Regions from separate parts of the Homo sapiens genome. Here all the other regions are linked to region 1. A link is a loop called in an ENCODE intact Hi-C map of the cell type or tissue named here. Cell type or tissue: endothelial cell of umbilical vein. All regions are shown on one strand. Links, peaks and the distances in the headings refer to the core of each region. The heading gives the core; the rest is flanking DNA.

Region 1 (6,055 bases), core at 666-5,665:
CGTAACATAAAATTTACCCTCCTAACCATTTTCACATGTGCAGTTCAGTAGTGTTAGTATATCTACACTGTTCAGTAGTGTTAGTATATCTACATTGTTATACAACAAATCTCCAGAACTTTTCATCTTGCAAAGCTAACATGGTACCCATTAAAGAACAACTCCCCATTTCCCTTCCTCACAGCCCCTGGCAACCGCCATCCTACTTTCTGTTGCTGTGAGGTTGAGTTCTTTAGATCCCTTAAGTAAGGGGAATCTTTTCATGGACATATGTGTAATCATTCACTTCACCTCAAGGTTCTTCTGTGTTGTGGCAGGTAGCAGGTTTCCTTCCTTTCCACAGCTGCATCAAGTTCTGTTGTGTGGAAAGAAAACATTTTCTTTCTTTCTTTTTTCTTTGGGCGCAATGTTGGCTCACTGCAACCTCCACCTCTCAGGTTCAAGCGATTCTCCTGCCTCAGCTTCCTGAGTACCTGGGATTACAAGCACACGCCATCATGCCCGGATAATTTTTGTATTTTTAGTAGAGACAGGGTTTCACCATGCTGGTCAGGCTGGTCTTGAACTCCTGACCTCAGGTGATCCACCTGCCTTGGACTCCCAAAGTGCTGGGATTACAGGCGTGAGCCACCGCGCCTGGCCGAGACCACAGTTTCTTATGCCACATTATCTTAGCATGGGGTACCTCGCATCTGTTGTGTGATGTGTCCAGCCTGGATTCGGACTATGCTGTTACTGGCCATTATTGCACACCCACTGAACTCCAGGGACTGTTTTAACGTCTTAGGTGACGGTCTTTAGGAAGTTCTCACACTTTCGGGAACCTCCATTGCAGGTGGAAAAGGTCTTTGTTCCTCCCGCCTCCCTGACCCCCAAGAACACGGTTGTTCCACCAGAACAAGCCCTCATTCCTTGGCCATGTTTACACGTTCTGAATGAAGGATTCAGCTAGGAACCTCTACTGCTTTGGGAAGCATTTCAAAAGATAGAAATAAGAAAAATGAACAAACATTCCTGCATTTTTGAAATGGTGACATTTCATTTGGGCCTCACACCCACTGTGTGAGATTTGTGATCTCCACGTTTGGGATGAAGAAATGGATGTGTGAGGTGGAAGAAGGGATGGGAGGGGAAAGGGTAGCTTGGAGCAGGGCTAGCAGGAGGCAGCGAGGTGCTCAGGCTGTAGTACCTGCCCCGAGAGGAAGCGCCCTGCACATCTGTGCCCTGGGTGCTCACTTGACTCACCTAAGTCCTAGCTCTGGGCAGGAGGCTGAGCCTGAGAGAAGCCCCCCCAAGGCCAGGAGCAGGTGTCCACACCCCAAGGTCTGAAAGCCACCCTAAAGTGGGTTCAGGGCTGTAAGGGGCTCCGTGTGGGAAGTCAGGAAGGCCCCCGGGGGCTGAAAACAGAGTTTGACCTGAAAGAGGCCTGAGCCCCAGGACCTGCACTGTGTCTGAGTTAATTGTCCCCACCCTCTGCCTGTCCCTTGTCTTAGGTGTTCAGTCCTAATTACTGCCTTTTTTTTTTTTTGAGGCGGAGTCTCGCCCTGTCGCCCAGGCTGGAGTGCAGTGGCATGATCTCGGCTCACTGCAACTTCTGCCTCCCAGGTTCAAGCGATTCTACTGCCCCAGCATCCCGATTAGCTGGGATTACAAGTGCGTGCCACCACGCCCAGCTAATTTTTTGTATCTTTAGTAGAGACAGGTTTTCACCATGTTGGCCAGGCTGGTCCCAAACTCCTGACCTCGTGATCCTTCCTGCCTCGGCCTCCCAAAGTGCTGGGATTACAGGTGTGAGCCACGGCACCCAGCCTTAATTACTGCTTCTTAACATCCCTACAGGAGCCACCTGAAGGTGCTATGGATGCAGGTGAAGAAATGACATCCAGGCAGGGCTTATGCAGATGCCTCTTGCCTCCAAAAGGAGGATTGGGTCCCTCTGCTGTACTTAAAACAACTTGAAGCTGGGAATTGTGGAGGGGGGGAGGGGGGGAGGGGGCCTCAGTCCCACAGAGACCTAGCTCCCATTTCGTGTGGCCAGGGTGTTGAGAACCTTTGTCCCTGGAGCCCCTGTGCTGAGTCATAAACACATGGGACAAATTCCAGCAGTAAACGACCATTCACTAAGTTGCAAGTGACTTTCTCAGTCTTCTTTGCTTTTGTGCAGAGAAGACTGAGAATTCAGCCCTAGAGAATTCAGCTCTGGTTGTGAGTGCCTCTTTTCCAGGGCAGAGACTTCTGGAAAAGCAGATGGAGCCTTGTGGAATGGGGCTCTCTGCCTCATCTGGGGAGTGACTCTCGATTCCCCTCACCTGTCCCTCCCATCACACCTGGGCTTCTTTGCGGTGACAGGTGTGTGTCTGGAGAGGGAGTAGAGTGGAACGCAGGTTTGGTTGTGGGATGTGGGGGTCGCAGAGGTGCACCCTGGGATCTGAAGGCTGGCCTCTGTCCTCCCATCTGGACGGGCAAGGAGCTCAGCCTCCCAGACTCTGCTTTCTGACTCATCTAATGGCAGTCCTCATAATTTCCTCCTAGGATGGTTGAGACGGTCAAAAGGAAAGCAGGTGGGAAAACTCCTGGCGAAGCAGAAAGTGTTCCGCTGTGGGGAGGTTTTATTTTTCCCTCATGAGGAGTGGACGGTGGAGATGGGGGGACAGTGGGAGGGAAAGGCCTGGGCAGGCGTGTTTGGGAAAAGATGATGAAGGGCACTTTGGAATTTGTAGATACCAGGAGACTAAGGGGAGGAGTGCTGTGGGGGGTCATTTGGGGTTGGAGGCTGAATAAGCAGGGTGTGGAGTGGGGCAGAAGAATCCAGCATCTCCCAAAGTGGAGGGATAGTGAGCAGTTGCTGCGTGTGTGGGGTGTGTGTGTGTGTGATGTGTTTTGTGTGTGCTGTATGTGTTTGTTGTGGTGTATGTTGTGTGTGCTGTGTGTGGGTGCTGTATTGTATATGTAGGGTGTGTATGCTGTGTGTTGTGTGTGTGGTGTGATGTGTGTGTGTTGTGGTATGTGTTGTAGTGGTATGTGTTGTGGGGGTGTGTATTTGTGTGTGTGTTGTGTGACGTGTGTGTAGGGTTTATGTGTTGCATTATGTGTTGTGTGTATGTTGCGTGTGTTGTGTGTTGTCTGGTACATTGTATTGTGGGTGTGTGTTGTAGGGATGTGTGTGTTGTGTGTTATGTTGTGTGGGTATGTGTGGTGAGTTGTCCATTGTGTGTTGTGTTGGGTGTGTGATGTGTGTTGTGTGGTATGTTGTACTGTGTGTGTGTGTTGTGGGGTATGTGTTGTATGGATGTGTGGTGAGTTGTGTGGTAAATTGTGTTGTAGGGGTGTGTGTTGTAGGGGTGTGTATTGGGGTGTGTATGTGTGGTGTGTGTTATGTGATATGTGCATTGTGTTGTGGGGTGTGTGTCGTAGGGGTGTTTGTGGTGTGTGTTGGGGTGTATATGTGTGGTTTGTGTTGTGGGTATGTGTGTGTAGCTGATGTTGGGATGCATTGTGTGTTTTGTGGGTGTGGTATGTTTTGTGTGTTGTGTTGTGGGTGTGTATTATAGGGGTGTGTGTGTTGTGTGTTGGGGTGTGTGTGGCGTGCCTTGTGTGGTATGTGGTACATTGTGTTGTGGGGTATGTGTTGTAGGGGTGTGTGTGGTGTGTGTTGTGCGGTGTCCTCCTGGGCATGTTCCCACCTTGGCAGTGCTGTCTCTGCCTGGGCCGCCCTTTGGGCAGCTGCTCCTGAGCCCTGCCTGGCTTAGTTGGCCTGTGCCCGCCACCTGGTGGCCGAGAGTGGAAGGGCAACCGGGCGTCTCACCACGGCCGTGGCTTGGGCGCATCCTCTTTTGAGAATAGGTCCTTGTTCCCCTCTTTGCTTGTGTCTCTTCTCCTCAGCGTCTTGCCTCTACCTCCTTCTCTCAGCTCTGTACCAAGGGGGTCGGATTTCAGGTTTCCCTAAACGTCTCAGCGTGAATGGGAGTGAAGTCTCCAAGGCTGCCTGCCTCCCAGGGCAGTCGTGAGGATGACATGGCTGAGGAGGGGGCTGTGACAGGATGTGGCAGCTCACAGGCTCCTCAGGCATGACAGGAGAGGTACAGGATGAGCTTGCAACCCCCTCAGAATCAGGTGGCTATTGTGGAGCAGCCCCTCCAGGATCCCAGCACAGGTTCCGTCCCTGCCAGTTTACGGGAAAGGTGGCCAGGTGTCAGCGGTCAGGCATTTCTACTCCACGTAACACCCACCTGCTGTGTATTTTCTATTAAGGATTTTCAAAAAAAACAAGGGAATTATTTGAGACGCATAAAGTTACATTGTGTGGATTTACTAAGCAATTAAAGCAAATGCTGTGAGTAATTGCAGATGTGCTGTCCAGGTATTGTTCTAGTTTTAACTACTGATCCCTTCTCCCTAAAGAACAGGCCCTGGTCCTTTAGACAGAGCTGCCTGGGCTGATAGCTCTGCCCTAAGTGCGCGATGATTCCTTCATTCATTTGTACATTTGGTTACTGATGTAACAAGTATTCATTAAATCCGCAGCACGTGCCTGGCACTGTGCTACATACTGGGGACAAAAAAGATGAACAAACACATCCTGCCCTCCAGGGTCCTGACTACAGCTAAGAGGCCACATCAAGATAAATGCAACAAGCCTGCATCAGGGGGCTTCACCTGAGCCAAGGCTGTTGTCCCCAAAGCGTCTGACATGGGGGCCTTTAAGAGTTAGTGTTTCAGGAATACACACACCGGTCTTTTCAGACTCATCTGTGTGAAACTCACATTCTGATGCTCTGAGATTCTGATGCAATCGGTCTATGAAGCTCCCGGAAGCCAGGTGTGTAGCCCCTTTTCTAGAACATGACTGGGATAGGAGAGTGGAGACAGGGCAGGGGATTTCAAGGCGACAGGCTGGTGCTGCCTGGGGAAGAGGGGCTCTTAGAGCAGCCAGGCACCTCTGCTGATTGGCCTGGACCTAGGAGGCCAGGGCCCCATGCTCTGTGCTGTGGGCTCCCACCAGGTAGCAGCGGCCCCCACAGAGAGAGTGCGGCCTGCCAGTGGCAGCTTCGCTGTCTGGCACAAAGTAAGTGAGGGTTTAATGACATTGCCATGATGTCTTTCTTTTCTTGGGTTCCTGCTGCCTGCACCTGGCTGAAATACAGCGGGGTGGGCTGAGGCTTCTGTGTTCTCTTGGAGTTGATGGTCACAGCTCCTTGATCTGACTGGCCTGGCTTGACTGGATCACAGAAAAAGCTGCTTATTCACCTAAACAGGCCAATGTCACCAGCAAGACTGACTTGGGATACAAAGCAACTCTGTATCTATGGCTTATTTCCAAAAGGATGTTCTATAAACATTAACTCTATGTAATTTATAATATTAATAATATAATTAATATCACAATATTGTATATAATATATAATCAATATAATCATAATACAATATTATAAAATTAATATAATGTTATAATAGAATTAATAGTTACACTATCATATAATACAATTAATATTTATAATATAGTTAATTTTTATAATATTAATTTATGAAAATTTCAAATGCAGAGAGGGAAAAAATGAGAAGACAAGAGAAAAATGAGAGATTGATGGTCAACTTAGGATATATTGGTAAAACATAATTTAAGTTGTAAAAATAAACAGTTTTTTGAAGTAGCTACCCAGATGTTTTGATAAAATGACTTTTCAAGAGGTGGGGGTTGCATTCAGCATTTCCCAGGTACATTTGGTCATGGAGTCCTTCCTGGGAACCGCCTCTCCACACTACAGTTTGGGGAATATCAGTTTGGGAAACATTTCTCTATGGTTTTACCTTCTTCTTCTCCACCAGCATCTGACGCAGAGAGAATAAATCAGTAATACTTCAAGCCCTGCTGACATTCTCCACAAGGGTGTTACCACCCGAAGGGGATGAAATTGGCTCCTGAAGAGCAAAAAAATCTTTTTTTCTTTCTTTTTTTTTTTCCTTAGAGACAGGGTCTTGCTCTGTTGCCCAGTCTGGAGTACAGTGGTCTCGCTACGACCTCAAATTCGTGGGCTCAAGTGATCCTCCCACCTTA
Region 2 (6,055 bases), core at 322-5,321, 72 kb before region 1:
ATTTTTTAGTAGAAAGGGAGGATATCCCATTCAACAATAATTTATTAAGTTCCTGCTGTGTTCTATAAAGGTATAATAGAGGTATATTAGCAAGGTACAGTAGTACCTCATTGTGCTTTCGACTTTTTTTTTTTTTTAGATGGAGTCTTGCTCTGTTGCCCAGGCTAGAGTGCAGTGGTACGATCTTGGCTCACTGCAACCTCCGTCTCCCAGGTTCAAGCAATTCTCCTGTCTCAGCCTCCGGAGTAGCAGGGGTTACAGGCACACACCACTGCACCCAGCTAACTTTTGTATTCTTAGTAGATGGGGCTTTCACTGTGTTGGCCAGGCTGGTCTCGAACTCCTAACCTCAGGTGATCTGCCCACCTTGGCCTCCTAAAATGCTGGGATTACAGGCATGAGCCACCACGCTGGGTGCTTTTGGCTTTCTGACAACTTCCTTTCTCCACAATAGGGTCAAACGTTAGGAAAGGGGCCTGGCGTGGTGGCTTATACCTGTAATCCCAGCACTTTAGGAGGTCAAGGTGGGTGGATCACTTGAGGTCAGGAGTTCGAGACCAGCCTGGCCAATATGGTAAAACCTTGTCTTGACTAAAAAGACAAAAATTAGCCACGTGTCGTGGTAGGCACCTGTAATCCAAGCAACTTGGGAGGCTGAGGCAGGAGAATCACTGGAACCTGGAGGCGGAGTTTGCAGTGAGCAGAGATTGCACCACTGCACTCCAGCCTGGGTGACAGAGTAAGACTCTATCTCAAAAAAAAAAAAAAAAAAAAAGGCTAGGCGCGGTGGCTCACACCTGTAATCCCAGCACTTTGGGAGGCCGAGGCGTGCAGATCACCTGAGGTCAGGAGTTCGAGACCAGCCTGGTCAACATGACGAAACCCCGTCTCTACTAAAAATACAAAAATTAGCTGGGCATGGTGGCAAGCACCTATGATCCCAGCTACTTGGGAGGCTGAGGCGGGAGAATCGCTTGAACCTGGAAGGTGGTGGTTGCAGTGAGCCGAGATTGTGCCACTGCACTCCAGCCTGGGCAAGAGAGCGAGACTCCGTCTCAAAAAAAAAAAAAAAAACCAACAAACCAACAAACAAAAAAAAGTAAGAATTAGAAAGGAAACACAAAGTCATTGATTAGTCAGAATTATGCCTCAAGTACACACATAAATCTGTGCATTTACATGTTTACTCTTAGCTGTTCATACTTGATTTGCATATAGTTATAGCAGATCAAGAAGTCACAAACTTGAAAGAGAAAGAGTTGCTGCTGTGGATGGATCCATAAACAATGGTCTAAAATTGGCCTAGGCCGGGCGCAGTGGCTCATGCCTGTAATCCCAGCACTTTGGGAGGCCAAGTTGGGAAGATTGCTTGAGCCCGGGAGTTTGAGACCAGCCTGGGCAACACAGCAAGACCCCATCTCTACAGTATCAGTTTTTAAAAATTAGCCTAAAGTCAAGATAGGAAAGAAGGAAATCTACCAAAAATGGTCATGGGAACTCAAAAAGTCAGCTGTGAGTTAGTGTGGAGGATAAATGGCCTTGTGTAACTCAATCACTTTTGTATTGACATCACTGCATGACCACATGGTACAAAACAAATCATGGAACTGCAGAACATGTGAATTAGATGAACAGTATTGTCAGGCCAACCTCTGCAAGGTGTGTGTGTGTGCCTGTAATCCCAGCTACTTCGGAGGCTGAGACAAGAGAATTGTTTGAACCTGAGAGGCGGAGGTTGCAGTGAGCTGAGATCATGCCACTGTACTCTAGCCTGGGTGATAGAGCAAGACTCTGTCTCAAAAAGAAAAGAAACTTGCTCCAGGTTGCACAGATAGCCAGGCAGTGTGAGCGTGGGAGCCCGGATCTCAAACCTAACTGGTCGGGGCTCTCTCTACCTCTCCACCCAGGACTCAGAACTGAGACCCCAAATTTCCAAGAAAAGGGCAAATTCTGTTCTAAGTATCTTATCTGAGACAGTAGGGGTATGTGTAGTTGCCTTTGGGAAGATTTCCACCAGAAATGATGCTAACAAAGAAAAGATTGGGAGCATAAAAGGGTCCTACATGCACTGTTGCCCATAAATACATATCCCAGGTATCTAGCTGACCCCCAGGATGCCAGCAACAAAGGTTATCCTATGGTAGAAAGAAATGGCCCCTTCCTTCAAGAAGCCCACGCAACCTTGGAGGGTCAGGGCAGGTGACCTGACTCACACCCAGGCAGAGGCCAACCAGGCCATGAGAACCCAAGGGTGGGGCCACAGGGAGGCCTTCTGCCAGGACAGGCTGTGATTCCCTGAAATGTGCCAGGGGAGCGTGCGGAACATCTTGTCAGATATATAAATATCAGGCAGGCTTATTGGGTGTCTATGGCCACATACTTTTAATTCGGCAACCCTGCCCCCGGTGGTGGGCACCCTGCCAGTCTGCATTCCCACATCCTGCCGCCGGCTCCTGGCCCACCCGTTTCTATATTGAGGAGCTCCTCTCCATAAATAAAGCACAGGAGTCAGGCACCAAAGAAAGGCCATTTGGAGCGCCGGGAAGGCTGTCACATGGGCCAACAAAGGGCAGGAAGTGCCGGGTGGTGGCCCCTGTGTCCGTCCCCGGGCCCAGCTCACCTGGCTGGGCTATGGGGCCTTTGTGCAAAAACTATCAGGCCCAAGTCCTGAACTTCCTGCCATTTGTCAGGCTGTGCTGTGACCCGGGGTTCACTGAAATGCTTGCTGCTCCCAACAATGCACACACACATCCTTTGGAAAAATTCTCTCTCTCTCTCCCATCCAGGCAGCAATGGCTTTTTTTGGAAGCGGCTGCAGGGATGCAGGGCTGAGCAGTGGAAAGTTAGGTTGCATTTCCCTCCTGAAGAGGCCCCACTCAGAGAGGGAAAGGAGAGGGCAGAGCCCCAGCAGCAGGGGACTGAAGCTCAGGGCTCTCACCCCAGGAGCTGTGCCGCCATGGTGTGGGGGTGTCTGTGTCTGGGACTCATTTGCTTCCGGCTCCTGTTCACCACTCCAGATGCCCCCTCCCTCCTGGCTCCTCTGAGACTCAAGGGCTTCACTGCCCAAGAGTGGGAAGCAGTGAGTGTCACAAACACCTGCGTGCCTACAGAGTCCAGTTTCCAGGAGCACAAAATCAGGACAAATGGGCTGGGTGGGGTGGCTCACACCTGTAATCACAGCACTTTGGGAGGCTGAGGCAGGTGATCACTTGAGGTCAGCAGTTCAAAACCAGCCTGGCCAACATGGTGAAACCCTGTCTCTACTAAAAATACAAACATTAGCTGGATATAGTGGCGGATGCCTGTAATCCCAGCTACTTGGGAGGCTGCGGAAGGAGAATCGCTTGAACCCAGGAGGCGGAAGTTGCAGTGAGCCAAGATCACTCCATTGTACTCCAGCCAGCCTGGGCAACAGAGTAAGGCTCTGTCTCAAAAAAAAAAAAAAAAAAAAAAAAAAAAAAGACAAATGTTTGAGACAGAGTCTAAGGGGATGGACAGCTGGGTGTGGGGTCATCCGCTGCACTGCCTGGACTAGTCATGTCCCTGGATCCCAGTCCTGATCTGGTGAGAGGACACTCAGGATAGCTTCCCCTGCCAATAACCAAAGCAAGAGATCAAATGACTACTCCACTCACTTGAGCTGTGCTCAGCCCTGGTGAGGGGCTGTCGACAGTGGCTCCCAAATGCTGGGATGGACATTGATAAAGTGGTCACCTGTCCCCTGGGAACTGAAAAAGAAAAGACATGTAATGAATCTTCCATCTTGCTAAATGTATTCCATGGAAAAGACTGTCCTCTTTTTCTGAGATTTTCTGAAACAAAGAAAAAGAAAAATATGTTGAATTTTTCTATACTGCTAAGCTTATTCAGTTTCAAAAGTTGTTTATTCCACTTTTGAAATTGAATAAATAAAGTTGTGTATTCAACTTTTGAAATTGAATAAGCTTAGCAGTATAGCGTTATTTCAAAAGTTTATTCTAGGATTATGTTCTTTCTCCTTTCTTAGTGTTAAAATGTGACTTTGTTTATGACAACACAGTAATTTAAAAAATGTGTTTGTTTGGGCCGGGTGCGGTGGCTCATGCCTGTAATCCCAGCAATTTGGGAGGCCGAGGCGGGCGGGTCACCTGAGGTAGGGAGTTCGAGACCAGCCTGACCAACATGGAGAAACCCCGTCTCTACTAAAAATACAAAATTAGCTGGGGGTGGTGGCACATGCCTGTAATCCCAGCTACTTGGGAGGCTGAGGCAGGAGAATCGCTTGAGCCCAGGAGGCAGAGATTGTGGTGAGCCGAGATCACACCATTGCACTCCAGCCTGGGCAACAAGAGTGAAACTCTGTCTCAAAAAAAAAAAAAAAAAAAAAAGGAAAAAAATGTGTTTGTTTGATAAAATAAAAAGTTGACAACCCTGTGCTAGTCTTCCAAATGAAAAATCGAGAGCCTGTGGTTTGTGAAGTTCCCAAGTGGAGGAGCCAGGGCCATGGGGGACACAGAAGACGTAGGAGACAAGGTTGTTGCCCTCGAGCTTGTGACATGGTTGGTGGGACGCAAAGCCTGTAATGTGGCACATTATAAGACCTCCCGGGTCTGTGCCCAAGTGTGTGGAAGGAGTGACTCATGCTGTTGGAACTAAGAGTCGAGGCTGGTCAGAGGCAGCACCTGCCACATCGGTCCATAGAAAGTGCTCAGTTAAAATTGGCTGAATTGGCCGGCCATGGTGGCTCACATCTATAATCCCAGCACTCTGGGAGGCGAAAGTGGAAGGATCTTTTGAACCCAGCAGTTGGAGACCAGCCTGGGTAATATAGTGAGATTCCAACTCTAAAAAATATAAATATAAAAAAGTTGGGTGAGCATGGTGGCATGTGCCTGTAGTCCCAGCTACTAGGGAGGCTAAGGTGAGGGGATCACTTAAACCTGGGAGGTAGAGGTTGCTGTGAGACAAGATTGTGCCACTGAACTCCAGCCCGGGCAACAGAGTGAGTCTCTGTCTCAAATAAATAAATAAAATAAAATAAGCTGAACCAATGAATGATGGGAAGGCTGGAAGAGGATTTAACAAAACTAGGACTTGGAGTGGGAGGAAGTCTTAACAAGGTAGAGGAAATATTGCCGGCTCAGGCAGAGGCATAGAGGCCCCAAGAGCACGTTTGTGTGGGGGTTACTGACTTAAGAGTCATGGGATTTGATGTTAGACAAGTGGAAGTGAGCCTTGAGAGCCAGACACAGGTGTTCAGACTTGATGCAGCCAGAAACAGGGAGCCATAGAAAGTTCTCAAGCAGGGAAGTGCCGAGAGCAAATGATAGCATAAGTCTATTTCTGTGACGCCTCAGTGTAGGAGACTTGGAATCCCAGTGCCCATGGGGAGGCTGTCTGAGGACTGTGGCCTGGAAGGACCGAGGGCCTGGGCTTGGGCAGTGGTGCTGATGAGGGGCACTGCTGTGGTGGCAAGGGCTCCGGAAGGTGACTGAGATTTTACTGTGGAGTCTCGGAAAGGTGTTGTTGTTTTATTTTTATCTTATTTTATTTTTGAGATACAGTCTCGTTCTGTCGCCCAGGCTGGAGTGCAGTGCAGTGGTGTGATCTCAGCTCACTGCAACCTCTGCCTCCCAGGATCAAGCAATTCTCCTGCCTCAGCCTCCCGAGTAGCTGGGATTACAGGTGACTGCCACCACGCCCGGCTAATTTTTCTATTTTTAGTAGACACAGGGTTTCACCATGTAGGCCAGGTTGATCTCGAACTCCTGACCTCACGTGAAACACCCACCTCCGATTGCCAAAGTGCTGGAATTACAGGTGTGAGCCACGACGTCCAGCCTTGTTGTTGTTTTAAAGAAGCATGCTTGGGCCGTGTGCTGTGGCTCACACCTGTAATCCCAGCACTTCTGGAGGCCAATGTGGTCAGATTGCTTGAGCTCAGGAGTTCCAGACCAGGCTAGGTAATATGGTGAAACCCTGCCTCTACAAAAAATCCAAAAATATTAGCCAGTCATGGTGGTGCATGCCTGTAGTCCTAGCTACTAGGGAGGCTGAGGTGGGAGGATCACTTGAG
Region 3 (6,055 bases), core at 562-5,561, 97 kb before region 1:
TTTATGCTATTCCCGATGACAGCAGCCCAGGCGACCACACCTTCAGAAGGACAGGGATGGAGCTGGCCTTACTGAGTCCCTAGAGGGTGGTGTAGAATGCACCATAGCTACTGAACAGACCAATCTTGCCGCAACATGCCCCCCACAAGCCTTTTCTGGCCTCAATACATGCAAATCATCATCACCATCATGATCATCATCCTCTCCCCATCCCCCACTTAGCACTTTGCACTTTTCTAAGTGCTTCCCAACAGTGCTGCATACTATAATGCATACAGTGCTCAGATAGGCCAAGTTACTTGCTGGTTAGAGCAGGCACTGGGTTATGGTCATTTTTGTTTGCCACATACCAAACTTCTGCCATGTGCCAAACCCTGTGTTAGGCCAGAAGTGGTGCTTCATGGAAGAGACATGGTTTCTGGCAGTGCCCAGGTGCCAGGAAAAACAGTGCCATCCTTGAAGCCAGCAGTGAGCTGGAGTCAGAGCTTTGCCCACTGGTGACTTATGAACATTTCCTTTTAGGGCAGACAGGGAGGGTCTTGTCCCACAGTGCCTCCCACTCCTCAAAGGAAGGGTGGCTCAGCTTCCTTAAGCTCAGAAGCACTAGGGACTAACCCCTCTTTCCTGACACAGCCCAACGCCCTTCTGGGTGGTTCTAAGAGGCTTCCCAACAAAAGGTTCGTATGAAGGCCCACCCTGAAGTCCAGCTGTCCCCAGAGTAGGGCTAAGGAGCCACCATACTCTCGTGTCATCTCAACCCTGCATGTCGTGTGGCTCTTCAGTGATTGCCACTCTGAAAGCTGTTCTGACTGTTCCTCACACTGCAGCCCCTCTTCCAGGGACACACATTCTTCCCCCCGCCGGGACCTTCCCTTTCTAGTCAGGCTGGTGGAGTCTCCCGCCGGCCACAGGAGGATGCCCACGCCTGCCTGCTCCCTGAGTGCCAGCGCCTGCCCACTACCAAAGGTTTCCTGCGGTGCAGAGGAGAGACTGTACTGCCCTTCCATCTCCCCTGGCCCCTTAGAGTCCAGTCCCAAACTGCCGGCACCTGCTCACAGCAGAATCCCTACCCTGTCTGTGCTGTCCCCGCAGTCCTCCTGGCCCTAGGGTGATCACACCACCTCAGCTCTTCCTGCAGACATGTGCTCAGGTGGGCAAAAGAGAATGAGAAATGCACCTCTCCCGTGGGGCTGAGCTGACTCTGGCTGTTCCCTAGGGGCTTAAGAACACCTGTTCTGGTTGAGTTTGCAGCCATCGCCTGTCCCCCAAAAGGGAAAGAGTAACATTTCACCTTGAAAAGAAACAGGGAGGGGATGTTTCTGAGGTGCAGGTGTTTCATGAGAGACAGGTACATTTTCTAAGGTGTGTCTAAAATGCAGCCCAATCCTATTCTACGAGAGAGAAGTTCCCGTTTGAACAAGTTCCCGTTTGAACAAGAGGATTCGAGGGGGGTCTCACCATCGTAGCCACGCACTAAGAAGCGATTGTTTTAGGGACACGGAGGTAGGACCCCCACTCAGCCAGGTGACTCTGGGACTGTGGAAGGTCCACTTACGACTCTGTACCTGCCCCAGCACGGGCTCAAGGAGTTGAGCCTGCACACATTACTTAGAAAAAACCTCTGCAAACGGGTAAGTACATCGCCCGCGTGGGCCGTGGCTGGAGGCTTGTCACCTGCTTCAGGGACTTCCTCGGGAGCCTCTCGCCTGCCTCTTTGCCTGGAATTAACGAATACACACTACAGCCCCTCATTCCCTCCAACACGAAGGAAAGGTGTAATCAGATCCCGAGAGTCCCGCAGAAGCGTGGAGCCTCGCGGTGCGGTCTCCCTTTTCTTTCCCATGCAAACCCACTTAGCACCGGCGCGCCCCTGTTTGCCCGGGCAGAATCCACCGCCCACTCCTCCCGAGTGGAGAGTGGAGACGAATCTACGCCCAGGCCCTGCACCTGCCGCGCTGCGGAGTTTGGAGGGGGCGTGGATGGTGCAAGGTCAGGGCTCCGTGTGTGACCCCGGCGGTGATAGGGCTGCTCGGGGTCGGACCACGCGGCGCGCCGGGCTTCCCTGCAGCTCGGCCGGGCAGGGGGCACATGGGCACGGTGGGAGTCCCGGCGGAACCCAGGCCGGCCACTCACCATTCTGGGAGGGCGACGGCGACGGCGACGGCGACGACGGCAGCAGCGGCGGCGTTGACAACAGTAGCAGCAGCGCCGAGAGCGCCAGCGCGCAGCGCATCGTGTCGTCGCCTCTGGGCCGGGAGCAGGTGGCTGCGGTGCCGGCGGAGGATCCGCGCGTCCGGGCGGTAGGAGCGTGGGCGCCGCCCGGGGAGGCCTGTGGGTGGCTCCGGAGGCCAGGCTGTGGCCCGGGGCTCCCGAGTCGCGCTGCGGCGGCTCTTCCTCCCTGCCGCTGCAGCAGAGCCGGGCTGGGGCGCAGAGCCAGTGGCAGAGGAGCGGCGGCGGCGGCGGCTGCGTCCTGGGCGGCGTCTGCGCGGCTGCGGCCCCACTGGCGGCTGCGGCTACTCCTGGCCCGTCCCGTCAGCGCCGGCCCCCGCCCCCGCCCCCGCCCCTCCCCCTCCCCCAGGAGCCCGCCAGCGGCGGCGGCCGGGCCGGGCGGGGCCGGGGCCGGGGCTGGGCGGGCGCTGGGCCGTGAACAATGAGCAGAGGAGGAAACTCCGCCCTGGAGCGCGACGGGCGGGAGGGCCGGCGGCCTCCGCGCCTTGGGGGGCTGTGTGTGCGCGGGGGCCAGGGCGGGGGGCTCCTGCGGTGCAGCCGGGCCCCGTCCACAGGTGTCCCGAACAGGTGTGTCCCCCCGAGTGCTTCTAAGTGGGCCCGGCGGGATCCCCCAGCACACCGCCGGGGCCCTCGCACTACGAGCAAATCCGGAGCGGGCGGACCCCCAGCCTTGCGTGGTAACTGATAACCATTCACGGCCTCCCGGGCTGCTGCGCGTTCTGCAGCGACCCCGGAGAAGCTCATCTCCCACCTGCCAAGTGCAATTCACCTGCCTGTGGGGCCCCCATCCCGCACGGCTTCTGAGCGGGGTCTCTCTGCAGCTAGGTGTGCAGCGGGCAAGCTGGACTAATTCACTCCTTCACCTCTCCAAGGGTAGGTTCCTTACCTGTGAAATGGAGATGATGGTTAAAAAACAACAGCAACAACAATTTCAGGGATGAATGTGTGCCAGGCTTTACATATATTAATTCTTTTACTCTTCATGACAACCATATTTTTAGCCTCATTTTGCAGACAGGGCAATTGAGTCAAAAAGAGGTTAAGAAACTTCCTGAGGCCACATAACGGGTAAGTGGCAAACCTGCCTCTGAGAGAAGTTTGGAGAAATACCGTGCACCGTGCCTGGAATATAGTAATTGCTCTGCAAGGAGTGGTTATTACTCTTATTCCTGCTATATAAAGAACAGCTATAAAGATTAGGGCTTTTGGGTCAAAACAGGCTGGGGCTCAAAACCTAACTGTGCCAATCTATTAATTGTAAAACCCTAGGCAAGCTATTCTCAGTACCTCATTTCTTTTTATCTGTAAAATAGGGATAATAACACCTACCTCAGGGGGTTGTTGGGAAACTTAAATGTGATCTTACAAGATAATACTTAGCCTAGGGCCAGGAACACAAAAGTCTCAATGAATGAAGTAGTTCGCCCTCCAAGTGAGGATCAGAGATATTTGCACACTGGGGGTGGGAGTGGGTGTTGGAGAATTCCGTAAACTGAGTTTATCCGGTGAAAGAACAAAGAAGTTCCTTTCCCCTCCCCCGCTCCCCTCCTTTTTTCCACCCCCAAAGCTGCCTGGGAGACGCAGACCCCAGGCCCGCCTGAAGAGGAGGCACATCGGCGGAGCCGGGAAGCGGAGGGGGCGAGGGGTGATTAACCTTGGAACCCGGGTACGGCGTAAATTTGGCTCACGTGACTCCGGGGTTGCTAATCTGGAGTCTATCTGCCAGATGGGGCTGGGTGGAGGGGTTTTCTCCAGGATCTAGCCGCGTCCCGGGCACAGGGGACTCCGTGAGCCCCTCAAGTCGGCTGCAAGCAGGCGATGCCTGCAGGGCACTGCGTCCCTGGAGCCGCGAAGGAAGCGCTGGAGCCCTGGCTGGGGTTCCGTGGCAGCCGGCCTCAAGCTTGGGAAGGGCTGACGGGGTTGTTTTCATCAGGAAGTTTCTGCAGGATCGTTCTGGCCCCGTTTTCCACACCGCATATGGGAAAGACAGAGGGTGTTCCCTATGAATACTCTGGGATATTTGTGTGTGTGACTATCTTTGATGTTTTTTTAGTACTGTTCCCCTGATATCATGTCAACAAAAGGCTTGTTTCTCTTCTGAAACCAAGCAATATATATATATATTTTTTTTTACACTGGGATTTTAAAAAATGTGTATCGCACTCTGATTTAAACAGTGTTTTTGCACTCAATCATTCAATTTATCTAAAAACTCAGAAGCAATCATGTTAACTTTATAAAGAGAGAGCGTATATTTTGAAGCTTAGGGCATTTTAAATTCACATGATTTGGGATTGGTGCCATTACAAGATCATGCAAAATTAAAATGAGAGCAGACATCTGGGCTTAGAGAAGACATAGAAAAGTTACAATTGTGCTGGACTCTCCCCAGTATCCAACAGCCCCCCTCAACTTATGCACAACGTGGCTTTCTGGAATGAGGCTGGCTGGGTTTTGAGGTCACTGGTGGCCACTGAGATGAGCTACCCCCAGGTAACTGGCCTGTGCCTTTGGCCCCATTTAGCATTGTGCTCTAACTAGCAAGCTCGCCAGCCCAGAACACCTGAGCTTATATTTGAAACCCAAAGCACTTTATGGGTGCTGTTTTTGAAGCTTTTCATCAGGAAGTTTCTGCAGGATCATTCCTTCTGGGATTTGTTGCATTTTGGTTATTTGTATACATGCGTTAGCTCTCCTAGCAGACATTCAGCTTCTTTAACATGGCGTCTTTCTTATTCATCCTTTACTTACTCAGACCACCAAGAACAGCACATCACTTTTTTTTTTTTTTTTTTTTTTTTGAGACAGAGTCTTGCTCCTGTTGCCCAGGCTGCCTCCGCCTCCCAGGTTCAAGCAATTCTCCTGCCTCAGCCTCCTAAGTAGCTAGGATTACAGGCATCTGCCACCACACCCGGCTAATTTTGTATTTTTAGTAGAGACGGGGTTTCTCCATGTTGGTCAGGCTGGTCTCGAACTCCCGACCTCAGGTGATCTGCCCGCCTCGGCCTCCCAAAGTGCTGGGATTACTGGCGAGAGCCACCGCATTTTTATCAAGCAAATGGTTTTGCTGCCCCATGGGCACAGAAGCCAATACTATGAAGCACTAGCTTTGGAAAAAGCAGCGGCTTTATTTGCAAAACTGGTCAGCAAAGAGACAGGAGTGAATTCAAATCTGTCTCCCCAGCCAGGCACGGTGACTCATGCCTGTAATCCCACAACTTTGGGAGGCTGAGGTGGGCAGATCACCTGAAGTCAGGAGTTTGAGACCAGCCTGGCCAACATGGTGAAACCCCATCTCTACTAAAAATACAAAAATTAGCCAGGCTTGGTGGCATGCGTCTGTAATCCTAGCTACTCAGGAGGCTGAGGCAGGAGAATTGCTTGAACCTGGGAGGTGTAGGCTGCAGTGAGCTGAGATTGCACCACTGCACTGCAGCCTGGGCAACAGAGCAAGACTCCATCTCAAAAAAAAAAAAAAGAAAAAATGTCTCCCCAGTTTGAGGCCTGGGGTAAATTTATGGGATCAGAAGGCAATGAAAAGATTTAGGAATGTTGGCTTGGCAGAATCTGATTGGAGGGCTTTAAATTTGACCATTTACAGAAAGGTATGTTGAGGCGGACTTTTAGCCCCACATCTTCCAAGCCATTGTACGTCTGGCTTCTGAGAGAGTTCTGGCATTCGGATTCCCATCAAGTCTCTTAGTCTTTTTAGTTCCAAGGGAGAATTCATTGTTTTGGGGTTGTTGTTAGAGTTCCAACTATTTTCTATTGCTTATGCTGGAGCAACGTGACATTTTGTTATCAACAGAGCAAGCCCAGTTTGGGC
Region 4 (6,055 bases), core at 344-5,343, 580 kb before region 1:
GTACATAAAATCTAAGCAAACAAACAAAGCCCTCCTCCAAAAAAAAAAAAAAAAAAAAAAAGAAAAGAAAAGAATTATTAACACCAGGGAAAACAAAAAGTTGTGCTGGAAAGAAAAGGCAACCATAGATTATATAACTCAGCTGGGAATAATGTTTTCAAAGTCCTAACAATGTAAATGCTGAATTATTCAAAATGTAATTATAATGAAAAGAAAAGGGCTATGCACATGGGGTGGGGGTGCATAAGATAAATTCTCCTGGCCGGGGCGGTGCCTCACGCCTGTAATCCCAGCACTTTGGGAGGCCGAGGCGGGCAGATCACGAGGTCAGGGGATCGAGACCGTCCTGGCTAACACGGTGAAACCCCGTCTCTACTAAAAATACAAAAAAAATTAGCCGGCGCGGTGGCGGGCACCTGTAATCTCAGCTACTCGGGAGGCTGACGTAGGAGAATGGCATGAACCTGGAAGGCGGAGCTTGCAGTGAGCCGAGATGGCGCCACTGCACTCCAGCCTGGGGTACAGAGCAAGACTCCATCTCAAAAAAAAAAAAAAAAAAAAAAAAGATAAATTCTCCTTTATCATGAGAGGTCAAAGGTAATGCCTAACACTGAAAAAGTAAGAAGAGGATAGAGCAATGCCTGTTTAGAGAGCTGGAGGTAAACAAGCAGAACAATCCGCTCTAAGAGTTGAGCTCAGAGAGCAAGGGATGGGGCAGGAGTGACAGCGGGGAGACTGCTGGTCTTTGTAACAAGCCTTGTACCTAACAAGCTCTTGGAATATGCGGGTTGTGTGCATGTACAACTTTAGAGTTAAATTAACACTAGTTTAAAAGTGGCCAAGTAGAGACTAGAACCCAGAGTTGCTTAGTTTAGTGCTTGTGCCACTGTATAATACCCTTTATAAAAAATTACATATATTTTCCACTCTTGAATATAGAGAAAACAATGATATTTTATCAAAACAATGTAATGTACTATTGTTCTTGTCAAGGGTATTGTGTTTTCATTTCATGGACAAAGAAAAAAATCAAATATTCAGCAGTTGAATTGCAGACATACCAGTCTATAATAGGGGCAGGGAAAAACACAATATTCTTGAGTAAGACCTTCTCTGTTAAGGGGCACTCTTTTATTACAGAAACACATAAACACACACAATAAAATACAATGAGGTATCTCAGCACTTTGGGAGGCCAAGGTGGGCGAATCACTTGAGGTCAGGAGTTTGAGACTAGCCTGGCCAACATGGTGAAACCCTGTCTATAATAAAAATAAAAAAATCAGCCGGGCACAGTAGCGGGCACCTGTGTTCCCAGCTACTCGGGAGGCTGAGGCATGAGAATCGCTTGAACCCAGGAGGCGAAGGTTGCAGTGAGCCGAGATCACGCCATTGCACTCCAGCCTGGGTGACAGAGTGAGACTACATCTCTATACAAAAAAAAACCAAAAAACAACAACAACAAAAAACAATGAAGTAAGCACCATAACACTTCCTTGCCCTGCCTTGGTTTCCGCATTTTTTTTTTTTTTTTTTTGGTTTTTTTGAGACGGAGTCTTGCTCTGTCGCCCAGGCTGCAGTGCAGTGGCGCGATCTCGGCTCACTGCAAGCTCCGCCTCCCGGGTTCACGCCATTCTCCTGCCTCAGCCTCCCAAGTAGCTGGGACTACAGGCGCCCGCCACCACACCCGGCTAATTTTTTTTTTTTTTTTTTTGTATTTTTAGTAGAGACGGGGTTTCACTGTGTTAGCCAGGATGGTCTGGATCTCCAGACCTCGTGATTCCCCCGCCTCGGCCTCCCAAAGTGCTGGGATTACAGGCGTGAGCCACCGTGCCTGGCCGGTTTCCTCATTTGTAAAATACCTATAGAGTTTTGTGAATATGTAATGAGGCAGTACCTATATAGTGCTTGGTGCACTTCCAAGCAGGTAGTAATTACCTGCTAAGTCATAAGAAAAATAAGTCCAAATAGACAAACTCATGTCTGTTTGATTTTAAAGCCATGCTCATTCCTTTACATCACATTTCTAAAATAATCCTATTACCACCTTATTAGACAAAACACTGATTTTGATTTTACTCCTGGGTCCACGTGGCATTAAATAAGACACATTGTGATACATATGTATAAAACCTGAGGGTTAGAAAATATTTTCCAGCTCTCTATTTACAAATATTTTATTTATTTAGAAATAGTCGCTTAAAATATGTCTTAAGAATTTGCACAATTAGAAGTGAAGTTCCTGACTTATCAGGACATAAAACTTGTAGTCAACTATTTTCAATAACCAGCAAGTAAATGATTTGTCACTAGATGGCACTGTATTGGATAATATTTTTAAAAACCTTTTTTAGCACAATGAGATCCAACTTGATTTGTCAAATTAAAAGAATATTTTCTTAGTCACAGGATGAGATAGGAGGTCGGCACAGGATACAGGTCACAAAGACCCTGCTGATAACACAGGATGCCATAAAGAAGCCGGCCAAAACTCACCAAAACCAAGATGGCAATGAAAGAGACCTCTGGTCGTCCCCGCTGCTCATTATACACTAATTATAATATATTAGCATGCTAAAAGGCGCTCCTGCCAGCGCCATGACAGTTTACAAATCCCAAGGCAATGTCCGGAAGTTACCCTATATGGTCTAAAAAGGGGAGGAACTCTCAGTTCCGGGAAATCTCCACCCCTTTCCTGGAAAACTCATGAATAATCCACCCCTTGTTTAGCATATAATCCAGAAATAACTGCAAGGATACTCAGTCAAGCAGACCAGGCCGCTGCTCTGCCTATGGAGTAGCCGTTCTTTATTCCTTTTCTTTTTTTGAAACTTGCTTTCACTTTAAAAAAGGAATATTTTCTTTCCAAAGGAGAGGGTAAGATTAAATTACTTCTGTTTTTTAAGTTATTTCATGGCTTTAAAAATTGTTAGGGTTTAATGGAAAAGAAAATAATGATATAATCAAGTTAAATGTCATTTTTAAACAAATCTGATACCTGAATAGTAAATAACTATTCTGATATCTTTTAAGCAGAAATAATTACAAATATCTCTCCTGTTTCCAGTATAACAAATAAGTACAAACACATACTTAACTGCACAACTGCAGTTTGTACTGTTAGCATTTGGTTAAGGGGAACTACATTTCCCAGAATCCTTTTCTATACATGATTCTAGGCTACAGCTAGAGGAATTCAAGAGGTATTCACTTGAGATTGGGAAGGAGGAGCTGCAGCAGCAGGCACTGCTCTCTCAAGTCATTATCCTCTTCGTGGTTAGAGGTGACAGACACAAATGCTGGCAGGGCCCAGCGTGTCCTAACACACCTCTACTCTGCTGTCCAGGTCTCCCTCACAAATATTGAGCCTATTGGTCAACAAGGGCTCCGGGCCCACCACCAGATGCGTGGCAGGAGACAAGGAAGTGACATTCAAGAAATAGTTCCTTATTAACCAAGGTATGTTTAGCAAGCTATAATAATGCAGTACATGAGTGAGGCACCTCCTCACACGGTAGCTTCAGTGTGTTAATAACGTCCTATTAATTGTACAGAATTATATAACCTTTTGTATGGGTCAAATATTACATAACATTTTTTTTTAAAGAACAAACCACATCCCAGGCCAGTCAGTAATCTATTTAAATATTTAGAGATAAGTAAGTTGAGACCACAATGTCTGAGCAAAAGAGTCAGCTAAGGAAATCCAACTTCACCACTCCTTTATTATTTACCAAATTATTATCTGGTTGTTTCTTTCATTTTGCCTGAAAACTTTCTAATATTACAGACTCCGATCCTTAACAGCCAGCCAAACTCCTAAGTCTGTGAGCCAACCACCAATATGGCTTAGTCTTTAATTTACTTTCAGTGCTAATAAACTAGATCTAGTGCTGGAACCCATAATGGGTGCAAAAACAGACTCAATAATTGTGTACTAAAATAATTAATGATTAAGTCATCTTCATATCAGATGAGTCTGATTCAACTCCCCTAATGGCAGAGTTACCACAAAGTAATACAAACAGGCCAGGCGTCCCAGCACTTTGGGAGGCTGAGGCGGGCGGATCACTTGAGGTCAACAATTCGAGACCATCCTAGCCAATGTGGTGAAACCCCATCTCCAAAAATTAGCCGGGCACGGTGGCAGTGTGTGTAATCCCAGCTACTAGGGGGACTGAGGCAGGAGAATCGCTTGAACCCGGGAAGTGGAGGTTGCAACGAGCCAAGATCACACCACTGCACTCCAGCCTGTGCGACAGAGCGAGACTCAGTCTCAAAAACAAAAACAAAAAACAAAGTAATACAAACAAAACATCAAAGCAAACAGAAAAATACAGTCCACTTTTGTGGATAAAAAAATAAGGTTCTGTGTCTGCCATGTTGTTTCTTGTTTGCCTCTGGCAAGTCATCCAGTGACATACAGTCTGAGTGATTGCTTCCAATATAGGTAACTCCCCAAGCCATACCTCTAACACTGGACATCAGCAAAGCCAGAACCCCCTGGGTCCATAAAGCACCTCTGTTCATTTGTGTGTGTTGTCAGTGTTCAGAGAGGGCTCACTATGCTCTGGGGAGTCTTCTAAACCCTTTACAACCATTATCTCATAGGCCTCCAGCCATCCTTATGACATAGGTACTATTATACATATCCTGGTGTTGACATGCACTAGATATATAGCCTTGGAAGGTTTAGTAGAGATTGAGTAGCTTTTTCCAAGGCTATACATCTGGTACATTGCAACACCAGGGTCTGAACCAGCTTGGGTCTGACTGCAGAACCCCAGTTCTCAACCATTAAATGATGGTCCATCGCCTCCACCCCCATTACATGAGAAAAGAATAAACTCTGCCTGATTTATCTTTATATCCTCCAAAAGTATGTAATGAACTTGTATTTAGTATGTGTCAACAGTTATCTGTTGACTAAATATATTCTGAGTGAGAAAGTTAGCTGAGGTACTACTGCCTTTTATCAAAGAATAATTCCTGCTCCAATTTAAACTAGAGAAGACAAGGCTTCAGAAAACCTAACAGCAATGCAGACAATGAAGACAAAAACCAGGGATAAATTGTAATCGGGTAACCCCTACACCTCAAACTTATCCCAGTTTTTAGGATTCCAACTACATTACAGGACATGCACCTAACACTATCGTCATACCTTTAGTTCTATTGACTATTCTGGGCTTCCTCCCAAAATGAATAAACTCCAAGTCTCTGCCCCTCCTGGACCTACTTAACTAAGTGGGCCAAATCCAGCCATTTTCTAAGAGATGCCAATTAGAGAATAACGTTACGTAAGGACAGAACACTGTTTAAATAGGGTATCTTTCTGCCAGTCCCCACTAGTAGGTTTCACACTTGGGTTTTGTCACCCTATCTTAATTGAATACATAGTTTTCTCCTGTAAAGACACAATATTTTGCTTTCTCTTATCTGCTAATGAGAGAATCCTACTTGGTACTCCGCAGTGAATAATAGACTTCGAGTTTGTTCAAAAACACCAAAAAATTTACTGCTATGAAAAACAAAAAAATTACTGCTATGTATCCTGGGAATTCAAATGCTATCCATCTGGACTACATTTTACACATAAAAATCTCACAGTATCCAATTATCATGGTAGGTTTAAAGCAGGGGTATCCAATCTTCTGGCTTCCCGGGACCATACTGGAAGAAAAATTGTCTTGGGCCATACATAAAATATACTAACACTAATGATAGCGATTAGCTAACAACAACAACAAAAAATCATACAAAAAAAAAATCTCATAATGTTTTAAGACAGTTTACTAATTTGTGTTGGGCCGCATTCAAAGCTGTCCAGGGCCACATGTGGCCTGCAGGCCACAGGTTGGACAAGCTTGGTTTAAAGTATCAAAAGGCATCTCCCAAGCCTTCCATGATTTTATTTTATTTTCCCTCTGGCTAGCAATTCCTTGGACTCAGTCCTTTCTGTTAGGCTGGTCTACCTCCACTCCTAGACCCAGGCTGAGCACTCTCTCAAACCCCAAGGTAAAAAGAGGAAGTCGTTTTCCATCTGGGTCCCAGA
Region 5 (6,055 bases), core at 645-5,644, 140 kb before region 1:
GGGATTACAGGCGCCTGCCACCATACCCAGCTAATGTTTGTATTTTTAGTAGAGACAGGGTTTCGCCATGTTGGCCAGGCTGGTCTCGAACTCCTGACCTCAGGTGATCCACCTGTCTCGGCCTCCCAAAGTGCTGGGATTACAAGGCATGAGCCTTTTCAGAGCCATCACGCCTGGCCCTGAAAAGTTTCTTGGTGCTTGAAGAAAACCAGGCATTACTTACGTAGGGTGGTGGTCATCCCCGGGCTTGTGAAGGTGTAGCCAGGGATAGCCACAGTGCTTGAACTGCTTGAAATTTTCATAAGATGGTCATGTCCCGAGCTTGTTGGGGTGGCCACAGGATGCGTCGAAGTGGGTTGTCGGGGGCTAAGTGGACTTGTAGGGTGAGGGGTCGTCAGATGTTCTGCCTTAGTGGATGTGAGGTCTGTGGTCACACTGTGGCTGCTTTTCCCCCCAGAGTTTGTTGTATCTTCTGCTCCATTCTGGCTGCTTGTGGTGTTAGGTTTAGCTGTGGCTGTGGAGGTTGCAACTGTAGTGGTGTCTGCACTTTTTGTGCTCTTGGGGCTCTCGATGGTGGTAGTAGGGTTGCCTGAGCCGCCTCCTCTAGCCACGGTAGTGTTGACTGGGCCTGAGACTTGCTGAGCCAGGGTTGTAGTCCCCGGTGAGTCACTGGATACACCAAGGGTGGTCGCCTTGACCGAGGCCAAGATTTCGTTGGCCTTGGAAGTGGGGACTGTGCTCTGCTGGGCTGTATCTGTAGCCATGATGGTGACACTGGATGCTGGAGTCGGTGCTGTTTTGTTAGATGAGTCCGTAGTAGTCTGGGTTGCTGTTTGTAAAGATAACAGAGAATGGAGTTAGGGCTGGGAGGCTTCCTCACCACGCTTCTCCAGCTCTTCCCCAGGATTCAGAGGCCTTGCTCGCAGCCCTGCTGTCTGCCTTGCTAAAGGCCTGGGTCTTTGGTGAATCCAGAATTTTCGGAGGTTCAAGAAACCTCTTTTTTCTGTCTTTTTTTTTTCTTCTTCCTTTTTGTGGAGAATGGGGTCTTGCTATATTGCCCAGGCAGGTCTTGAACTCCTGGGCTCAAGCTATCCTCCCGCCTCTGCCTCCCTCAGAGCTGGGATTACAGGCGTGAGCCACCACGCCTGGCATGAAACCTCTAAGAGGGCAGCTTGGAGTGCAGCAGGGTCAGAAAAGCAAAATTCTGCTGAAGGCGAGCCCAGGCCAATGAGGCCCACCACACGTGGAGGCTGTCATGCATGCCCTGCCCTCCCCGTCCAGCCCCACACACATCCCCTTTAAGTTTCTCAATATGCTACCCCAGAACCAGCTGCCAGGAACACCTCTGTCTCCTCCTCCCCAGCTCCCAGGCACGTGGCCCACAGAAAATTCCACAGACTAATGCTTCCTGAACTGCCCTGGCCCTGTTCTGAGCTTAAGCAAAAAAGACATGGGCCCTGTTCTCATGGAAGTTATATCTAGGAGAAACTGATGATAAACTGAAATTACACAAATTACTATTTCAGTACTAGGTGAGCTGTGCCAAGAAAGAAAGGCCGAGTGCCCGGACTGCATGCAGCATGGTGGCTTCACCTGTCATTTCTTGAGGAAATAGGATCTGTGTCAGGCAATGGAGACACAATGGTGAACACGACACAGAGAGTCGTACCCTCAAGAAGCTAACACTCTGGTGGGGAGGCAGAGACTAACCACCTGGACAGAGCAGCCGTCAAATCTGCTTACTACACGGAGGAAGTGAGGAAGGAAATGATGCAGAGACGAGCGGGGAGGGACCATGTCGAATGAGGGAAAGAAAGGCATCTCTGCGATGATGGTTAAGCTAAGCCCTGAAGGATAGCAAGGAGAATGCTGTGTGAAGAATGGGAGGAGAAGTGTCCCCAGCAGAAGGAACAGAATCTGCAAAGCCCCCGAGTAGGGAAAGCTGCTGACAGAAGACAAGCAGGAATGGAGTTTGGTAAGGAGGGGTCAGGTTCAGGGCTGAGAAAATGCAGGGTCTTATGACAGTGATAGCAACTGAGCGTCCAAACCAGACATTTTTGAGAATAAAAGGCCCTCTTAAAAATCACATTCAGCCGGGTGTGGTGGCTCATGCCTTTAATCCCAGCACTTTGGGAGGCTGAGGCAGGCAGATCACTTGAGGTCAGGAGTTACAGACCAGTCTGGCCAATATAGAGAAACCCCATCTCTACTAAAAATAAAAAATAAATAAGCTGGGCGTGGTGATGGTAGTAAAGTAACTGGGCGTGGTGATCCCAGCTACTTGGGAGGCTGAGGCAGGAGAACGGCTTGAACCCGGGAGGCAGAGGTTGCAGTGAGCCAAGATGGCACCACTGCACTTCAGCCTGGGCGACTGAGCAAGACTCCGTCTCAAAAAAAAAAAAAAAAAAAATCACATCCTACGCAGAAGAAGGAGACATAAGATCATACTCCTCAGAGGCCAACATGCAGATTCCAGATTTTATTCTTGGTGCAAAAAAGAAGCCACTGAAGGCATTAAAGCACAGAAGTTTTATAGGATGACTTACAGAGAAACCTGTTCCTGCTGCTTTGGGGAATGCAGACTGGAAAGAAGAGTGTGTGGAAGAGGAAAGAGAAGTTAGGAGGCAATCACAGTAATCCAGATGGAATGAACAGCGTTGGCCACAGGAAGCTATTGACACTGGAGACAAAAGGTGGAGAGAGTCAAGACTGTTTTGGAGATCAACTGCTTGTTGATGTCCTAAGTGAGGGAAGAAGAGAATCTAAGGTGATTCCTAGTTTTCTGTCTGGAGCAGAAGGGAGTGGTGGGAAGGGGGCTGATGGCTGCATCCCGTACTCTGTGCCAGCCAGCACCCATACCATTTCTCTATATTTGGGAGTTCCGCACCCCGTGAGACTTGATGGCAGCAGAATCTGCCTCCTATGTTGATGCTCCTATGAAAATGCCAGCTCTTTGCCTTGCCAGCCTCCCCTGGGATGAGCATAAGCAGGTGGCAGTGCCACCATGAACGTGCAGTCTCATTCCAGCCGTGACGGGCTCTGCAGGCAGGAGTGGTGACATCATGCATGGAGGTGAGGCCAAGCACTCATCCTGGGCCGCAGCGCCACCTAGTGCTTGGCATGGGTAAGCAGCGCTGGCCTCCCTGAATCTACAGCCTGGCTTGAGTGAGGTTCAAAGTAGCCCTGCATGTGGCCTCCAGCAATCCCAGCTACTCCATACACTGGACAGTATCCCCATATCTTTTACACACACATTTTGCTACTGAAAAGCAGAAATGTTTATCAGGAGTAGCCGCCAGCAGCAAGACTTCAAGGATTGGTTGTCAGGCCTTACTGGGGACAAAGGGCAGTCAAAATTCTGCAAGTATTAAGGAATACTTGCAAGTGTCCCATGATATCTCAAGGATAAGCAGTCACATTATCACCTCTAATCTAGAGTGAAGTGCCCAGGAAGTGGCTTTGGTGTGGCCCAGTGGCTGCTGCCAGAGTATGAAAGGCACACTCACCAAATGTGTTTTAAAAAGCAATACAGGCTGGGTGCGGTGGCTCATGCCTGTAATCCCAGCACTTTGGGAGGCCAAGGCAGGTGGATCACCTGAGGTCACCTGAGACCAGCCTGGCCAACATTGTGAAACTTCATCTCTACTAAAAATACAAAAATTAGCCAGGCGTGGTGGCGGGCACCTGTAATCCTAGCTACTCAGGAGGCTGAGGCAGGAGAATAGCTTGAACCTGGGAGGCGGAGGTGTAGTGAGCCAAGATTGTGCCACTGCACTCCGGCCTGGGTGACAGAGTGAGACACAGTCTCCAAAAAAAAGTGGGGTGGCGGGGGGAACAGTGCAATGTGAGGGTTTGACAGGCATTTTTTCTTCTTAGTAGTTCATAAAGTAACAGTGCTTCTTACTATTGATGGCATCATAGTGTCATCTGGCAAGATACTAGATTGCTAAGGGACTATATCAGCATATTTAGGGAATTAAGAAATTGGTGGGATGATTGTTTTTTGTTTTGTTTTGTTTGTGAGACAGGATCTTGCTCTGTTGCCCAAGCTGGAGTACAGTGGCACAATCAGGACTCACTACAGCCTTGACCTCCTAGGCTCAATCAGTCCTCCCACCTCAGCCTCCGAGTAGCTGAGACCACAAGCACGCACCACCACACCCAGCTAATTTTTTTTTCTAATTTGTAGAGATGAGATCTCACTATAATGGCCAGGCTAGTCTCAAACTTCTAGGCTCAAGTGATCCTCCAGCCTCGGCCTCCCAAAGTGCTGGGATTACAGGTGTGAGCCATGGCACCCAGCCCTGGATGGTTGCTTCTTACAGTGGTGAACAGCTTAAAACAGGATTTGTCAACTCTGAAACTATTGGCATTTTGAACTGGATATTTCTTGTTATAGGCAGTTGTCCTATGCATTATACGCAGAATGCTGAGCAGCATTCCTGGCCTCTGTCTATTAGATGCAAGTAATACACATGCACGCCCCTTTCCAGTTGTAACCATGAAAAATGTCTCCAGATATTGCCAAATGTCTCCTGACGGCGACAAAATCACTGCCAGTAAAAACTACTGGTTTCAAGAAAGAGAACAACAAATTCAAATTCCTAAACCTCCTATAAAAGCACAGACTGAAAACCAGAGACTTTCCAAGAACACATTCAAGGAGTCTCTTTGTTTGCAGCTGAAGGGCTGAGAGGGCCCTTTAAAAGACTTTAAAAGCTTAATTCCGTGAGTTGCCGAATTAGGGTGTTAACTTAATTCATAAGCTCACCAGGTCTCTTATGTGAAAATAGGACCTAGAGAATTTTTTTTTTGAGACAGAGTTTCGCTCCTGTCGCCCAAGCTGGAGTGCAATGGTGCGATCTCGGCTCACTGCAACCTCAGCCTCCCAGGTTCAAGCAATTCTCCTGCCTCAGCCTCCCAAGTAGCTGAGATTACAAGTGCACGCCACCATGCCCAACTAATTTTTTGTATTTTTAGTAGAAATGGGGTTTCACCATGTTAGCCAGGCTGGTCTCGAACTACTGACCTCAGATATTCCGCCCACCTTGGCCTCCCAAAGTGCAGGGATTACAGACGTGAGCCACCGCGCCTGGCCAACTTAGAGAATTAAATGGTGACATGAGAGGGTGTAGATGAATCAGACTACCCATAAATCTCCATCTTCAATGGAATTCACTTGCCAGGAAGCTCTACCACTGCTCTCCTGTAAGATCCTCAATAACCTCACTTCAGCTCATTGGCACCGAAAGCCAAATCTCATCATGATCCCCACTGCTCTTTATTTTCTTCATACCTATAACAACAGTCAGATTCCAATATGTCCCAGGAGGAAAAACACAGACTCTGACCTAGGAGAAGGCTCACACACTAAAAATATCTACAAAAAAACTTGCAAATATTTATGGATATTTAACATAAGGGTGCTGTATCAAAAGGAGGATGATGATAATTTTACATCAGGCTGAATTACCCAGTATGGGTATGCATAGCATAGGTTTTGGATCCAATATGCTGACTCAAGCAGCTACAGGTAGTTCTCATTGCTTTCTTAGTTGGATGACTGAAACCTGGACTCAATGGAAACCTACATTAAATAAAGCTGAGTTGTCAGAAATTCCCTGGAACAATGTATAGGAAGAAATGAAAGTCTTGGCTGGGCACGGTGGCTCACGCCTGTAATCCCAGCAATTTGGGAGGCTGAGGCAGGCGGATCACAAGGTCGGGAGTTTGAGACCAGCCTGGCCAACATGGTGAAACCCCGTCTCTACTAAAAATACAAAAATTAGCCGGGCGTGTTGGCGCATGCCTGTAATCCTGGCTACTCAGGAGGCTGAGGCAGGAGAATTGCTTGAACCCAGGAGATAGCACCACTGCACTCCAACCTGGGAGACAGAGAGATACTGTGTCTCAGAAGAAAAAAAAAAGTCTTGGAGAAACAGAGTGTTTATCATGTATGTCCTGCTCACTCATGCTCTGGTGTGTCATGAGAACTCAAATGACACTCCCTTTACAAGGCTTTAAGCAACATAATTCATGACTTCTGAGATTCACA

Evidence for each region. Peaks named below come from ENCODE experiments on the same cell type or tissue, not always from the same donor. Only the 100,000 strongest peaks of a DNase experiment are listed, where the experiment ranks them.
Region 2: it touches region 1 in a loop (5-fold over the local background); 5 of 110 quality-filtered maps call a loop at or near these places.
Region 3: a loop joins it to region 1, with 6 times the contacts of the local background. A loop is called at or near these places in 65 of 110 quality-filtered maps.
Region 4: it touches region 1 in a loop (27-fold over the local background); 3 of 110 quality-filtered maps call a loop at or near these places.
Region 5: it touches region 1 in a loop (8-fold over the local background); 103 of 110 quality-filtered maps call a loop at or near these places.

The regions. Positions count from the first base shown.
Region 1 is chr7:131,651,099-131,657,153 of GRCh38, forward strand. No RefSeq gene overlaps it. Among named protein-coding and RNA genes, the nearest start is that of PODXL, 97 kb to the left of the region's middle. RefSeq lists enhancers at 1,334-1,901, 4,982-5,533 and silencers at 3,592-3,886, 3,632-3,926. In endothelial cell of umbilical vein, for the core only: a CTCF peak has its summit at 3,787 (motif pointing left); a DNase peak (open chromatin) is centred at 3,743.
Region 2 is chr7:131,579,020-131,585,074 of GRCh38, forward strand. No RefSeq gene overlaps it. Among named protein-coding and RNA genes, the nearest start is that of PODXL, 25 kb to the left of the region's middle. RefSeq lists enhancers at 2,690-3,294, 5,254-5,754. In endothelial cell of umbilical vein, for the core only: no CTCF peak of the experiment used is centred there; a DNase peak (open chromatin) is centred at 2,742.
Region 3 is chr7:131,554,127-131,560,181 of GRCh38, forward strand. PODXL (podocalyxin like) reads right to left here and starts at 2,502. Exons shown (of 9, transcript NM_001018111.3): 1 at 2,134-2,502. The coding sequence starts at 2,233. RefSeq lists silencers at 2,123-2,632, 2,713-2,772, 2,803-2,922 and an enhancer at 2,890-3,437. In endothelial cell of umbilical vein, for the core only: no CTCF peak of the experiment used is centred there; DNase peaks (open chromatin) are centred at 2,525, 2,885 and 4,145; H3K4me3 peaks cover 3,487 bases; H3K27ac peaks cover 2,253 bases.
Region 4 is chr7:131,069,561-131,075,615 of GRCh38, forward strand. The region is part of intron 2 of LINC-PINT (long intergenic non-protein coding RNA, p53 induced transcript); the gene reads right to left. Among named protein-coding and RNA genes, the nearest start is that of LINC-PINT, 37 kb to the right of the region's middle. RefSeq lists enhancers at 421-565, 3,349-3,493, 4,185-4,329 and cis regulatory regions at 493, 3,421, 4,257. In endothelial cell of umbilical vein, for the core only: a CTCF peak has its summit at 2,336 (motif pointing right); DNase peaks (open chromatin) are centred at 2,491 and 3,131; H3K27ac peaks cover 1,245 bases.
Region 5 is chr7:131,510,605-131,516,659 of GRCh38, forward strand. PODXL (podocalyxin like) reads right to left here. Exons shown (of 9, transcript NM_001018111.3): 2 at 224-829. Among named protein-coding and RNA genes, the nearest start is that of PODXL, 43 kb to the right of the region's middle. RefSeq lists an enhancer at 2,670-3,529. In endothelial cell of umbilical vein, for the core only: a CTCF peak has its summit at 3,122 (motif pointing left); DNase peaks (open chromatin) are centred at 1,767 and 3,097; H3K27ac peaks cover 2,024 bases.